3 separate regions of the Homo sapiens genome follow, and all the other regions are linked to region 3. Evidence: chromatin contacts called from ENCODE Hi-C or POLR2A ChIA-PET data. All regions are on one chromosome and are shown on one strand. Each heading gives the region's core, a stretch centred on a gene start or an enhancer-like site at or near the end of the contact. The rest is flanking DNA. Distances are from core to core; before and after follow the strand shown.

Region 1 (5,059 bases), core at 1,588-4,087, 35 kb before region 3:
CTTGAGTTGACTTTTTGGTGTAAGGAAGGGGTCCAGCTTCAATCTTCTGCATACGGTTAGCCAGTTATACCAGCACCATTTATTGAATAGGGAGTCTTTTTTCCCATTGCCTGTTTTTGTCAGCTTTATTGAAGATCAGATGGTCACGTCTTTCTTCATCATCTCCGTATCCAACTGATCAGGTTCTCCCTCTTCGGTGTGGAAACACAAAAAAAATTGCATTCATGTCTTCATTTCCATTATCACCACCATTCAGGCTCTCAATATCTTATCATCATTTCATAACCTCATGATTACCTCCAATTTATCCTGTATCTCCTCTCTCCCCACCATCCATCCTTCCATACCACCACCTACTTTTTCTTACTTAACCTCAAGACAGATCACATCTATCTCCTACCCCAAAATGTGCAACGCCTCCTTAATGCCTACAGAATAAAGCATGGAATTCAAGACAATCTAAATGTCAGTATAAAAATTCATGCCTTTGTGACTTTCCACACGCTGCTCTCTCAGCCTGGGATGCTGTTTCTTCAGTTCTCCATCTCTTGCAATCATACCCTTCCTTAAGTCACAGCTCAAGTGCCACTTCCTCTGTGAAGCCTTGCTTGATCATTTGATCATCAGTTCCATTCCCTGCCCCTACCAAGTCAGATTTATTTTATTCTATGCTCTGAGCTTCCATAGCCCATCTACTGTTCCTATTCATTTACTGCATCCTGTGTGGATTAGTAATTATGATTTACTTGTCTCCCCCACTGGTATGGAAGCTCCTTATGAATAAGAACCATCCATCTTTATTCATTCTTCTTATTTCCCACATGGCACAGAGCTTGCCTTCTAGGAGATCGGTTCAGGCTTATTGAGTCAGAAACTAAACAGGATCATTTAAAGCCATAGACCACATTGAGTAATAAAAAGGATGACTTATCAGTTTTCTGCTTCTGAGAAGATGGAATGCCCCTACTGAAACCCAGCCAAAAGTCCATCTGGGTGTTTTTCTAGTTAGGTCTACTTCCCCCAGGGCTCAGCCACAAGGTGTAGTTGATCGGCTACATATCACCCAAAGTCTCCGTCTCAGACTTGTGTGTGGATAGAGATGTTGTGAATGGTTGAGAAGCAGGTCTTGGATGGCCTTTCAGAAGGATGCATTATTTTGGTGATTTATTGGTTTCTGAGTAAGTTTAAGCCCTAAATACAATGGCATATTAATAAGTTTTATTTATTCAAGAAACTATTTACTTTCTCCATTACCCCTGTCATAAAAGATTATTCTTCCTTACAATTTATCACGTTTCTTTAGTTGGAAGTCATCAAATTAAGGTAATATGTGGCCATTTAGGAAAAGAATCTATACACACAACTAAATCAACTGTTGAGACTGTCATGTCAATCAATAAGATACAGACAAGTGTTTAACACATAGAGTAAGCAAATGTAGATGTGGGGTAGTGAAAAGAAGATGAAGTTCAGGATCAAAGATATATGAGTTTGATTCCTGGCTCCACCACTTCTAGCCGTATGACCTTGGATCAGTCACTTAGGCTCTTGAGTCCTGGTCTTTCTCTCATCTGTAAAATGAAGAAAGACAAATGGTTCCCTTGCAAGCATGTAATGATGAGTAAATGCAATAAGGCTCATAGAAGTGGTTCATGAGGCCCTCTGCAAAACTTAGTTATCATTATTTTTCAAGTAAAAAGGCATTTATAGATGAGTTAATGTGACATTCTCCTTTTGCCCATGAGGATACTTAGGCTTAGAGAAGGGAAGCGGTCCCACAGCTAGTTAGTGGTCGAGATCAGTTTAGAATCCAATTTTCTGGCCTCCTACCTTCTTGCCATTATATCATACTTCCTTATAGACAAGGGAAGCAAAGTAGCTAACTGCTTCCCAGAACTTAGGACAAAATGGACTAGTTCCGATGAGGTGTTGACACCATGACTCATCTTGGAGGCAAATGTAATTTTCTTAGTACATGCTCTTTTCTTCCCTAAGATCGCTTTTCTAGACTTCCATGAGAACACATTTATCCTACTGAGTCACTCCTGCCTTGCAGCTCACTGAGTCAGAATCTTATCTGTCCACATCAGAGGTTCAATTTTTTGTCAGGAATAAGATGAAATGAAAAAGAGACACAGATGCACAGAGAGGCCATCACTTTTCTATCCTTGGGGCATAAAGTAATTTGAATAGAAGAGCACTAAAGAGGGACACAATCACTAATTTTATTGCAGTATTAGTGCCTGCTGTGGAAATAAATTGGTAAAACAAACGTAAATAGTGTCATCTGGGGGTATATAGTAGTCAATCACTAGTATTTGTAAGGTGCAGTAGAGAGTAAGGGTATCTGATGGGAGGAGAGATAACCTAGGTTCTGGTATTCATCCTACTAGCAGTGTGACCTTAGACATGTCTCTTAGCCTCAAAGAACCATAGATATGGATGCTAGTTTTGCCAGCTTCCCAGGACTGAGTAAGTTTTAAATGCAACACATGATACATGTGTGGGGATTCAAGGAGATAAGGAATCAAAAGCCCCTAGTCAGTGCCAGACACAGTCGGTTTAGCTCAATAAATATTAGCAACTAGTGTTATTATTGTTATTGTTATGACTGTCATTGTTTAGCAGCTCTATCTTATATAACTACTTCCCCATAGTAACTACCAATAAAGGTTTTAAACAGTATGAGACCACACATAAGTAAGAGGTGGAAGTGAAACAAGAAGAAAGGGAAGGCAAAGTTCAGAAGCCGCAAGGGATGATGGCAAAGAGCTTGGGCTCCAGGGAACTTGGATCTGAGGTAGAAGCCAGGCTCCATATTCTAATTTGAAGGTGCATCAGCAGGCACAAGGTACTGACTCAATCCAAGCCTCAGGCTGCTCATCCACAAGCTGAGATCATAGGCCCTTCTGTATGAAGCTCTTGTGAAGGCTAAATGAGCTAGACTGTAGAACGTGTCAAATGCCTAGCACAGAGGAACTGTTGGGTAACTTGTTGAAGCAAAAGGATATACATCAAAGAACACTACAAACTCTAAAGTGATATAAACATGTAAGAAATTATTATAACAAGGACAAAATTCTATGCAAAACACTAACGCTTAGCTAATTGCTTAAGTATTATGGGAAAATTCATTATACTGTCCAAATGTAAAACATGCTCATTTACAGCAGTTTCCCCTACAGCTGTGCCAGTGGTGAGGTAGAGAATATTTGAAGATTTATTTTAAACACAGCTGCTTTATGTATTATTGTCAATTTTCTCCATTTTCTTCAGTTTGAACCTTTGAACTCCATCTTTTATGTTTCTAAAATGGTCAGAACAGTAGACATTTGATGAAGGTAACTCACAAATGCGCAAGTGAACACTCCAAAGTGAGATAGAATCCATATGAATTCCTTTTCTCTAAAAGTCCATGGTTTGTCCCAGATAATTGCTCTAAAATCATTAGCCTTAATTTATGGAATATTGCAGAAAAGAAAGATAATTTGCCTTCAGAACTTATTTGGGGATATCTTTTTACAAACGGCTACTGCTGTAACTAAGTTTCCTGATAATTAATATTTGGGGAGAAATACAGTGTTATAGATAACTATTTTAATAGTTGTAATATTGTAAAACTGAGATCTCAGTGAATTGTACATATATACATATGCAAACACACACATACATATTCAGCACAAACATACACATACATACATAAACAGTATATATACATACATGTATACAGAATATCTATATACTTCATATATACATACATATATACTGTATATATGTATGTGCATGTTTGCATATGTATATATGTACACCCATGTTTTAACTATATGCTGACATGCATATATAGTTAAAACCCGAATGAGTTAAAGGTATCTTTGGTAGCTCTTTGGGGTTCAACCTTATTGCAAAGCTTGGAATTTAAGAATTTATAATTAAATGCACCTAGAAGATCATATTAGTCTGAACTTCTATTGAAACTAGAAACTCCCTCTACAGTCTCTCGAGCAGATTCCCCTACAGTACCTTCCAGTCACAAAGCAGCCTGTCCCAGCTTCATTTTGAGAAATGACTATCTTATGCAGAGCTCCAGCATTTCTTCTTATTCATTTCTATAGAGCAGAGACTTGAGGATTGCAAACTGGTTGGAAGAATGGGTTAGAAAACTTGTCTTGAAGTTGTATTTGCCAAGCAAATATATGTTTTTTTTTTTTTCCTGAGAGACGGTCTCACTCTGTTGCCCAGGCTGGAATGCAGTGACCCAATCATGGTTCACTACAGCCCCAACCTCCTGGGCTCAAGCAATCTTCCTACCTCAACCTCCCAAGTAGCTGGAACTACAGGCATGCACCATTACACTTGGCTAATTTTTACATTTTTTGTAGAGATGGGGTCTTGCTATGTTGACTAGGTTGGTCTCAAACTCCTGAGCTCAAGCGATCCTCCCACCTCAGCCTGCCAAGGTGTTGGGATTACAGGCGTGAGCCACTGCACTTGACCAAGCCCATAGTTTTTACCTAGAGCATATGTTTACTTGAAGTAGCTTCAGAGTGGGGGAAAGATATGGAGATTAAGGAGGGTGGGGGGTGCTAAAAATCTTGTCCAAACTACTCATTGGTACCTCTACTGCTCCCAGAAACTTTCATCCTTTCAGTTTGGCCCTTGGTAGCATGCCACACGTATGTGTGAATGTGCTGGCTTACACAGAGTGTCAGTAAAATGCCAAATGCCAGGGTATTTTGTATGTTAAAACTAAATTATACAAATGATCATTTGCTAAATCATCATGATTTCAATAGATCAATTGTGCTAAGGACATTCTGATGAAAGAGTAAATTCAAGAGGCAAGATATTGTCAATCAAAATTAATTAAGAAATTATGTATCAATCAATAATGTTCTAAAAAGTATTGTAATGACCTCTGTTATTCTGTTTAAGCATAAACAAGATAATCAACCATGTTACCTATCTGGAGATTAGATTTTTTCCAATTAACTTGACTTAATTAACTCTCTAAGGCACTGAACTTCAGATGCCTCAGATACTGTACTTTAAGATTATTAGA
Region 2 (4,509 bases), core at 738-3,237, 47 kb after region 3:
AGTTACTGTTTCCTGTTTATGTACATAAATAATTTTTGAAATAACAAATGACAAATATGGAGATAAAACACTAATGATTTTGAACACTGCTCTATAGAAGTATTAGACTAATATGAATCCTTTCTTCATTATGGGTAACAACCTTTAACGATAAAAACACAACATATCTTAGATTTTGTAGAGATTGGTAATGTCCACTGACACTCTGTTTGAAGTCAATATGGTTTTGACAAAGTGAAAAATCCACAGGCTCAGAGGCGGGACCTTCATGTCTAATCTGGATTCCAGCAGTGCTGTGCTATTCTATCACTTGAACAATGGTGGTAATGTGCCACTCTGACTTTCCTCATCTGGCAACGGATCTAATACCACCCGCTCAATTTATCCAGCAGGATTAAATTCAGTTTAATAATCAGAGGGAAAAGAAAAAAGTCTGAAGAATGGCAGCAGGGTGGAGGACAGAGGTATAAAATAATGGGGAGCAAGGAGGAGGTAAAAAGGAGGCAGTTAACGTCAGTGGCATCTCTCCTTAGCCCTCCATGAGAGATACAGGCAGAAGAGAAGCTGACAAAGAAGAAAAGATAAGAAATTTTTTCCACATTGAGGAGGAGGAGAGCAGGGAGAGTCCTCCAAGGGAAGATTTGGCATGTGGATCTGCTTCAAAAGCTGCACAGAGATTATGTGCAGGGGATCCTGATTACTAATCCAATTGGCAATGTACCCTAGGGACAAATTTGTCGTGATTAAATTCCCGTAAAGTTTGATATAAGCTTCAAATCAGCAGAAAAATAATGAGTTTACTTTGTAGGGTACACTAGGAGAAGAGTCAGTAAGAATAGTTTGGGAAGGATTCTGTGTAGTAGGTTAAGGTAGCATCTTTGCTTTCTTGAGGAATCAAATTATAGACATAGGAGAAGTTACAACCTGAAGAAGAAAAGACTGTGACTTATGAAGAAAGTAAGGTTTGGCTTTGAGGTCCGGACCATCAAATCTAATATCGAAAAGAGAGTTTGATTCAGTTCAGGTGAAGAACATTTTTACTTTGAGCATTCACTATGTGCCAGGCCTTGGGCTGCATATCATGCAAAATTTTAGCCATTTGACAAACATTCACTGCATATCCACTAGATATCAGGGCATACAGTTTAGAATGTACTAAACGTTGTACACTGCAAACTCATTGAATCCTTCAGTGCCCCTATGGATTAGGTACTCTTATTACCCATATTTTACACAGCTGAGAAATGTATAAGTTCCAAGACCTATGTCCCTGTCTGAATGACTGACTCCCGGCACTGCGTGCATCCTCTTCACTAGGCTCTCTATCCCACTGCCGTTCTTCACATGACAAAGGGAAGACCACAGACATGTCACAAATGTGGGCAAGGGTGAGATGGGGAACATAAGGAAGAGGCTGAATTTTACCTTGCGGTGGACAAGAAACAAAGAATAAAAACAGAGACAGAAGCTATGGAGGAAAAAGAGGGGCCAGGGAAAGGAATATGGGGTGGGGAAAGGAAGGTTAAGCCTTTCCTCATTCAGTAGCAATGGCTCATCAGATTCTACAGAGGAGGTCAGCAGGGTGGAGGTGGAGCAGGTAGGGGATGGGCACCTCCCAGAATCCATTGGAAAATAAACCAAGATTAAAAGGGCTGAGTAGAGCCAAGAGAGATGGACCCAACTCAAAAAAGAAGAAATAAAGAGGAGTGCTGAGGTAAGAGTAGCCGCTATGGGAGGCAGTGTAGGAGGGGGAAAAATGCAGGAGGGCAAAGGAAACCTGGAAGGATGAATTAAAATCACACTAGTGGCAGAAAGCACATCTCAGAACAGGTAATACAATCATATCAGAACACAGGAAGCTTGAGACACAGCCTGTGGGGCTCTGAGAGCAAAGAAACAGGATGTAATTTTAGTATAAGAAACAAAGCTGAATACAAAGAAGGGCATGTATTATGCAGGAAAGGGCATGGCCTTCAGGCTCTTTGCATTGTTCAACAGGAGGAAGAAGTCACACAGGAGAGGAAGTTTGCTTGTCTCACATCATGTAGGATATTTGAGTCCTGAGCTAGAACATGTAGGTAGAGAGAGGGGTGGAAAAATGAGCCCTCTGTCCTCAGATGTGTATAGAATGCATAAAATGAAATGTTTCTTGGCTGGGGGCAATTTTACTCTTGAAGGGAGAGGTTTTTGTGACTTCCAGAATGGAGGGTAGAGTGACTACTGGCATCTAATGGGTAGAAGGCTTAGATGCTGCTAAACATCTTGCAATGCCCAGGACAATCCTGCATAACAAAGGATTATCTTACCCAGAGTGTCAATGATTGGTCAAGAAACTCTGATAAGTGTTCTTATCTCTATCTGAAGTCCCTATTCCAATAAATAATGGTGATGAGGAGTATCTTAAAATCTTCTAATTAGTGGGTATGCAGTCTCCTTCCATCAAAAATAGTCTCTTCTAGGTTAACTTAGTCCCTTTAGGTAAATGCTGAGTGTTCCAGAGTTTCACCACCCATCCCTACATCCTTTGTTCCCAAGATAGCAACAGAGGTTGGCAAGGAGATCCTTGTGAGAATGCTCATGGCCTCTATAGTAATGTCCTCAGATACTCCACCTTCCTGGCAACCAACAATGAGGTACAGGGCTAATGAAATACCGCTTGTCCTGTCATCTCAATCCAGGCATGATGTTGCTCTCCATCCTGTCTAGTAGGCCCTGCCTTATCCTATGACTGCCCTTGAGGCCCTCTGTGTCTCAGCCACATGATTCTACCAGCCCTGGATTAGGCTGGCCACCTGTAGCCTCTGCCATGGAGTCATCTTGGCTCTCAACATTCAGCTACCTTCCATGTCCCTCACTGGGAGCATGTAAAGACTTCTGGATCCCTCTATGCCAGGTAGGAGCTATGGAAGAAGTGGCCTTCTCTTTGTATCCATTCCTCCTCTGTTATGATCACTCCTTATTGGTGAGGGACACTCTTAAAGGTGGTCTTCCAGAGTCTCAGACAGTGAAGATGGCATATATCTGCTCTGTTGGCAACTTCCCCAAAAATCTGGTTGGAATATTTTTGTCAAACCTCCATTTCCCCACAAAGTCCACCCTTATGGGGTGGGTGGGGGAGATGAAACACTTACTCATCCTCTTTCTTTCACTCACTCTCCCACCTCTCAGTGTGCTCCATGTTTTTTCCTAAAGAGTGGGCCTGTCACATGTATCACATGCTGAGTTTTCACAATTTATTACTTGAAGTAAAGCTCTAGAGGCCCTGTTGGCCAGGCTTTCCTCTTTATTTTATAACTTTATTGAGAGGTAATTCACATAACATAAAATTCATCCCTATAAAGTACAAAATTCAGTGGTTTTTAATACATTATCGTAGAGTTGTGCAACCATTACCACTATCCAATTTTTAAAAATTTTCTTTCATTTCATTTTTAAATTTTAAGTTTTAGGATACATGTGCAGAATGTGCAGGCTTATTACATAGGAAAATTTATGCCTTGGTGGTTTGCTGCACCTATCAACCCATCACCTAGGTATTAAACCACACATACATTAGCTATTTATCCTGATGCTCTCCCTCCCACCATACCCCCACCCTAACAGGCTACAATGTGTGTTGTTCCCCTCACTGTGTCCATGTGTTTTCATTGTTCTGCTCCTACTTATAAAGGAGAACATGCAGTGTTTGGTTTTCTGTTCCTCTGTTAGTTTGCTGAGGATAATGGCTTCCAGCTCCATCCATGTCCCTGCAAAGAACATGATCTCCTTACTTTTTATGGCTACATTGTGTTCCATGGGGTATATGTACCACATTTTCTTTATCCAGTCTATCATTGATGGACATTTGGGTTGGTTCTATGTCTTTGCTATTGTGAATAGTGCTGCAATAAACATACGTGTGCATGTGTCTTTATAACAGAATGATTTACATTCCTTTGGGTGTATACCCAGTAATGGGATTGCTGGGTCAAATGGTATTTCTGGTTCTAGGTCTTTGAGGAATTGCACACTGTCTTCCACAATGGTTGAACTAATTTATATTCTCACCAACAGTGTAAAAGCATTCCTATTTATCTGCAGCCTCACCAGCATATGCTGTTTCTTGACTTTTTAATAATTGCCACTCTGACTGGCATGAGGTGGTATCTCATTGTGGTTTGGATTTGCATTTCCCTAATGATCAGTGATGTTAAGCTATTTTTCATATACTTGTTGACCATGTGTATGTCTTCTTTTGAGAAGTGTCTGTTCATGTCCTTTGCCAACTTTTTAATGGAGTTGTTTGTTGTTTTCTTATAAATTTGTTCAAGTTTCTGTTTGAAGTGGCCGTTAGCACTGCTTATCCCCATTCCCTGCTTGGTACCTCTTGCGATCTAATATTCTGCTTAATGTCAGCATCACCAGGGCAGAGTTTCTATCTCTATTGTTCACTGTTGTATATTCAGTGCTCAGAACAGCACCTGGCACATAGTAGGAGCTTAAATAAATTCTTGGAGTTTAGCCAAGATG
Region 3 (4,590 bases), core at 550-3,049:
ATAGTTAAAAACATTTGACTGCTGCTTCTGCTTGGACACTGTTGCTATGCTTGGGATTTTTACCCCCAATGGATCTGACCATTCTAGCAAAGTGCAGCCAGTGACAATAAGTAGAACAGAAGGCAAGAGTGATGTATTTTAGAGTATAAATGGGGCCCAAGCCACAGATTTATCATACACGTGTGTCCCTTTTTGCATGTTTTTGGGTTTTTGTGTTATCTTAGTGTTACAAGATGACTGATTTCTTGTGTTCAAAGACTTTACATATGAAATGGGTCATTCCGATGACCCAGCCCAGAGACTCTAGTGATGAATTTGAGCAAGAATGGTCACTGATCTTCCTGAGACGGGCCCCCAAAGGTTAGGGTTTACATTAGACTTCCTGGAATTCTCTGAGAGCCCAGTAAGATTATCACTCATTATATGATCTAAGCCAATCGACAGCCCAAAGCTTCCCATCATCAAGGCCACCTTTATAAAGAACTCTCCTCACTGGGGACTACACATTTTGAAATATTTTGCTATATCAAACAGCATTTATTTATTTGAATAGCCTTCTTTACCACCTGCATTTATGAGGGAGTAATTAAATAAATTTTCCCTTTTAAAGAATTAATTGAAAGGATTGGGTAACTCCCAATTAGTTTCTTGTCAGCATGAGATGCCCTCAAGTTTCTGCAAAATAGAGGTGATACTAGTCATAACCTCAGGGTTGTTATGAGGAGTAAAGGAAGTGGAACAGTGGCTGGCATACAGAAAGTGTTCAGTCAGGGTTAGCTATCATGGCTGTGAAGGTGAGGTTAAAGGATTGATGGACCTGACAGAATCCTTAGCCCAAAGTCAAAGCACTTGTGACTTTGTCTGCCTGCCCGGTCTGAAAGGGAGCGTATGTAAATTCTCTGTCTGGTTGGGAGGATTATTGTTTGTTTCACATTGAGAAAAACTTGTGGACCTCTATTATGCCCTCTAGACCTCTAGGTGTCCAGGGAATGACCTAGGCTCCTTCTCAAGCCAGTCTTTTCAGGCTCTACAATTTGAGGTTAAAAATACAATTAGTATTTTTGTTCCCTAAGACACAGAAGACAACTGCCTTTAATTTGTTCTAAAGTGCTTTCTTTCAGTTTCAGGATGTGTACAAGGCATACTGGGAAGGAAGTTTTTCTTTCACTTTAGCAACCCAGGACTTAATGAGTAAAGCCAGCATGACCTATTTATAACTTGCAAAGGCGGCGGGGTAGTATGTAGGGTAATTAGAGACATAAGCTTTGAGTCATGCAGACGTGGCTTCTCTCCCTGACCCTGTCACTCACTGGCTCTGTGACTTTGGTCAAGTCCCTTTCACTCTCTGAGACTGTTTCGTCACCTACGAAGTGTAGGTTATATTAATACCTATCTCATACGAATGTACAACAGGTAGAGGACACACATAGAAGGGGGAGAGAGAGGTATCCGTGCCATCCTTGTTTTCTTTCTGCTCATTAGCATACCCAGGATCATTTCCCCTCTCAGCCTTTCCCATTCCAGGTTAACAAATCCAAACCTCTACAATGTGTCTAGTCAAAAGACAAAAGGTAGGATGGCATTTTGGTTAACATGAGTCTCATTTCATCTGAGAAAAGGAAGGTAAGCTGGGAACAGATTAAAGCAAACTAGCTATGAGACAGGCAGGCTGGTTGGTTCCCTGTTTTAATATGGTCTGGAGTAAAAGAATGCAAGTTCCTTACTCAAGCTGTAGCTTACCTAACTCTCAACCAATCAGTAATAAAAGACCCAAGAAGCTGTTAACCACAAATTCCTGCTTCGGGGGCTAGGGACTTCCCCAGGGCCCTGCATGTGCAGTTAGAGTTAAACTTCGAACTACAGTTACCCCTTCCTTATTTTAATGTTAAAAATCATGCCCAGAGGTGGAGATGTAAAATGCTAATTCTACATATGATGTATGAAAAAGCATGTTGAGCCAATGCACAAGCACTAGAAAAATCCCTCCTACTCCTATACATGCTCGAATGTAATACTTTCCTGTAGAAAACTCCTGTAAACCTAACTCACAGACTACCCTCGATAAGCAACCCATTTCTTTTCCCTTCTTGGTGCTGACTCCCCTGTGCACAAGCGGAATAAACTTTCCTTTGCTGCTATGTTTGGTTATCTCTTTTGGTTTCTATCCTGGGCAATCACAAGAATCCATGATGCTGGTAACATTTTGTGGCACCCCAGGTGAGGCTCTCCTTTTAGGTCCCAGGAGAGTGAGTGAGATTGCCCAGAGGATGGAGGTGTCTGACCAGACATGAACAAAAGCTGGCACTCTGGACCACTGTTTCAGTGTTAGCGCCTTGGTGAATCAGATCCAGACTCTGAGTGTGTCCCCGTTCCCTTTCATTCATCTTCTATCTTCCCTTTGCTTTCCTTTTTTTCCCTTCACCTTCTTCCTTTTCAGTCTGTTTTGACTCTTCAGGAGTCCTGGTGTTTAATTAATCAGCTCTTGGAACCCTGGTTTCAGTTTCTGTTTGGCCAATGGGAGTGATTCCTATTTACCCATCTGGTATTTTGTTTGGGTAGCTGGAGTGAATCTGGCTCAGCTTTCTGGTATTGAGCTGAAAAATTGTCCCCTGTTCGTGAGCTGGCTAAAAAGTAGTCAGCAACCTGGAGTTCCCTTTTGTCTCAGACTTTGAAATTTCTCAGTACTTTCCTCAATTTTTGTCTTCTTTATGGGGTCTGGAAACTGGAAATCTGTTTTGTCATTTGTCTAAGTGAAAATGTACTTCCTTTGATGGTCTTTGTTGCATGTGAGCCTGACCCTTCACAATTCCTGGGAGAAGGCCTTACTCACTAGACCAGATCACCACTTTACTTTTTTGGTTTGTCTAGTCCATCATGTTATCTCTTGATAGAGTCAGTGCCAATGAATGTAAATATACAGTAGGTTCTACTTAGAGCTGGTGCAAAATCTACAACCTATTAGATTTTGAGGGCTGTGGCCAGAAAATTTGAGAGCTAGAGTCTCTCAAGCTCCCTCAGTCAGCTCCCTTCCCTCTGTCCTCCTTGTCTTGCCTGGTTCTCACCAGGTTTCTGAGGGTCTGGGTTGGGTGGGAAGAAGAGGGGTTTGTCAGAGCCAAGGGTTCCATCCCTCACCAGGCTACTTAATCATAGGACACCAGGTCTACCACGGAAAACACTGCAGGCATACCAAAAGATTTCTCCCTAGGATGCATCCTGAGTAATTGAGATGAATTTGAATTGGATAATCTAAAGAAAAAGAAGCTGATGTTTCTCTGTAATGTTGCTTGGCTTTGGAATCCCCAGGGGGACAAAGAGACACAGCCTAGGAATGGGGTCTTTGAGTTATAACACTATTTACAATTGAAATTGTATTGCAGAAAATTTCTAATAAATGCATTGAGATCCCATATGTGCTGGCTTTTATAAAATTAAACCAGGATCCAAAACTCCGGGACTCCTGCAGAGTCTGTGTGGCATCTCTTAAACAGTTGAAAGAGGAGCCAATTTCTGCTTTAGACTTTGACCCTGTAGATGCTGTCTTCTCAACACCTCTCCAGGGGAAGGCAGGAGCAATGAGTCCTTCTGCCCTGGTGGGTCCTCCTTCCTCTCACTCTGAGCCTCCTCCATATTAGGCTGGGTCAGGAAGGACTTCCCCTTCCACTTCCCAACAACCTCCAATGCTATTCCCAATGGGGCTCTGATCAGGTTCCAAGCTTGCACCTTCCTTTACTTCTCCACCAGCTCAGAGATACTTTCCCCTCTGGGAGGTAACAGATGGCGCTGGAAGGACAGTTTGGATACATGTACCCTTTTCTTTTTTTAAAAAAAAATAGAAGTGGTACCTGACTTCAAACTATACTACAAGGCTACAGTAACCAAAACGGCATGATACTGTTACCAAAACAGAGACATAGATCAATGGAACAGAACAGAGCCCTCAGAAATAACGCTGCATGTCTACAACTATCTGATCTTTGACAAACCTGAGAAAAACAAGCAATGGGGAAAGGATTCCCTATTTAATAAATGGTGCTGGGAAAACTGGTTAGCCATATGTAGAAAGCTGAAACTGGATCCCTTCCTTACACCTTATACAAAAATTAATTCAAGATGGATTAAAGACTTAAACGTTAGACCTAAAACCATAAAAACCCTAGAAGAAAACTTAGGCATTACCATTCAGGACATAGGCGTGGGCAAGGACTTCATGTCTACAACACCAAAAGCAATGGCAACAAAAGACAAAATTGACAAATGGGATCTAATTCAACTAAAGAGCTTCTGCACGGCAAAAGAAACTACCATCAGAGTGAACAGGCAACCTACAAAATGGGAGAAAATTTTCGCAACCTACTCATCTGACAAAGGGCTAATATCCAGAATCTACAATGAACTCAAACAAATTTACAAGAAAAAAACAAACAACCCCATCAAAAAGTGGGCGAAGGACATGAACAGACACTTCTCAAAAGAAGACATTTATGCAGCCAAAAAACACATGAAAAAATGCTCACCATCCCTGGCCATCAGAGAAATGCAAATCAAAACCACAATGAGATACCATCTGACACCAGTTAGAATGGCAATCAT

The links. A loop is a pair of places that touch in the nucleus more often than their neighbours do. ChIA-PET counts read pairs that join two places held with the same protein, here RNA polymerase II (POLR2A). Pooled maps may share reads with other maps.
Region 1: a map of B cell shows a loop between it and region 3 (5-fold over the local background). The contact joins two enhancer-like sites. A Hi-C loop is called at or near these places in 1 of 168 maps with a recorded cell type or tissue (B cell) and 7 of 50 pooled maps. POLR2A ChIA-PET finds 5 or more read pairs at or near these places in 3 of 52 experiments (H1, HEK293 and activated T-cell).
Region 2: a map of naive thymus-derived CD4-positive, alpha-beta T cell shows a loop between it and region 3 (5-fold over the local background). The contact joins two enhancer-like sites. A Hi-C loop is called at or near these places in 4 of 168 maps with a recorded cell type or tissue (CD4-positive, alpha-beta memory T cell, CD8-positive, alpha-beta T cell and naive thymus-derived CD4-positive, alpha-beta T cell) and 7 of 50 pooled maps. POLR2A ChIA-PET finds 5 or more read pairs at or near these places in 1 of 52 experiments (naive thymus-derived CD8-positive, alpha-beta T cell).

What each region holds. Positions count from the first base shown.
Region 1 is chrX:148,414,034-148,419,092 of GRCh38, reverse strand. No RefSeq gene overlaps it. Among named protein-coding and RNA genes, the nearest start is that of AFF2, 84 kb to the left of the region's middle. Within about 2 kb of position 2,837, at least 2 of the 41 ENCODE cell types and tissues checked have a DNase peak (open chromatin) inside an H3K27ac peak, as active enhancers do.
Region 2 is chrX:148,331,594-148,336,102 of GRCh38, reverse strand. No RefSeq gene overlaps it. Among named protein-coding and RNA genes, the nearest start is that of AFF2, 170 kb to the left of the region's middle. Within about 2 kb of position 1,987, at least 2 of the 41 ENCODE cell types and tissues checked have a DNase peak (open chromatin) inside an H3K27ac peak, as active enhancers do; they include CD8-positive, alpha-beta T cell, where a contact is called at or near this core.
Region 3 is chrX:148,378,005-148,382,594 of GRCh38, reverse strand. No RefSeq gene overlaps it. Among named protein-coding and RNA genes, the nearest start is that of AFF2, 120 kb to the left of the region's middle. RefSeq lists an enhancer at 1,044-1,133. Within about 2 kb of position 1,799, at least 8 of the 41 ENCODE cell types and tissues checked have a DNase peak (open chromatin) inside an H3K27ac peak, as active enhancers do; they include CD8-positive, alpha-beta T cell, where a contact is called at or near this core.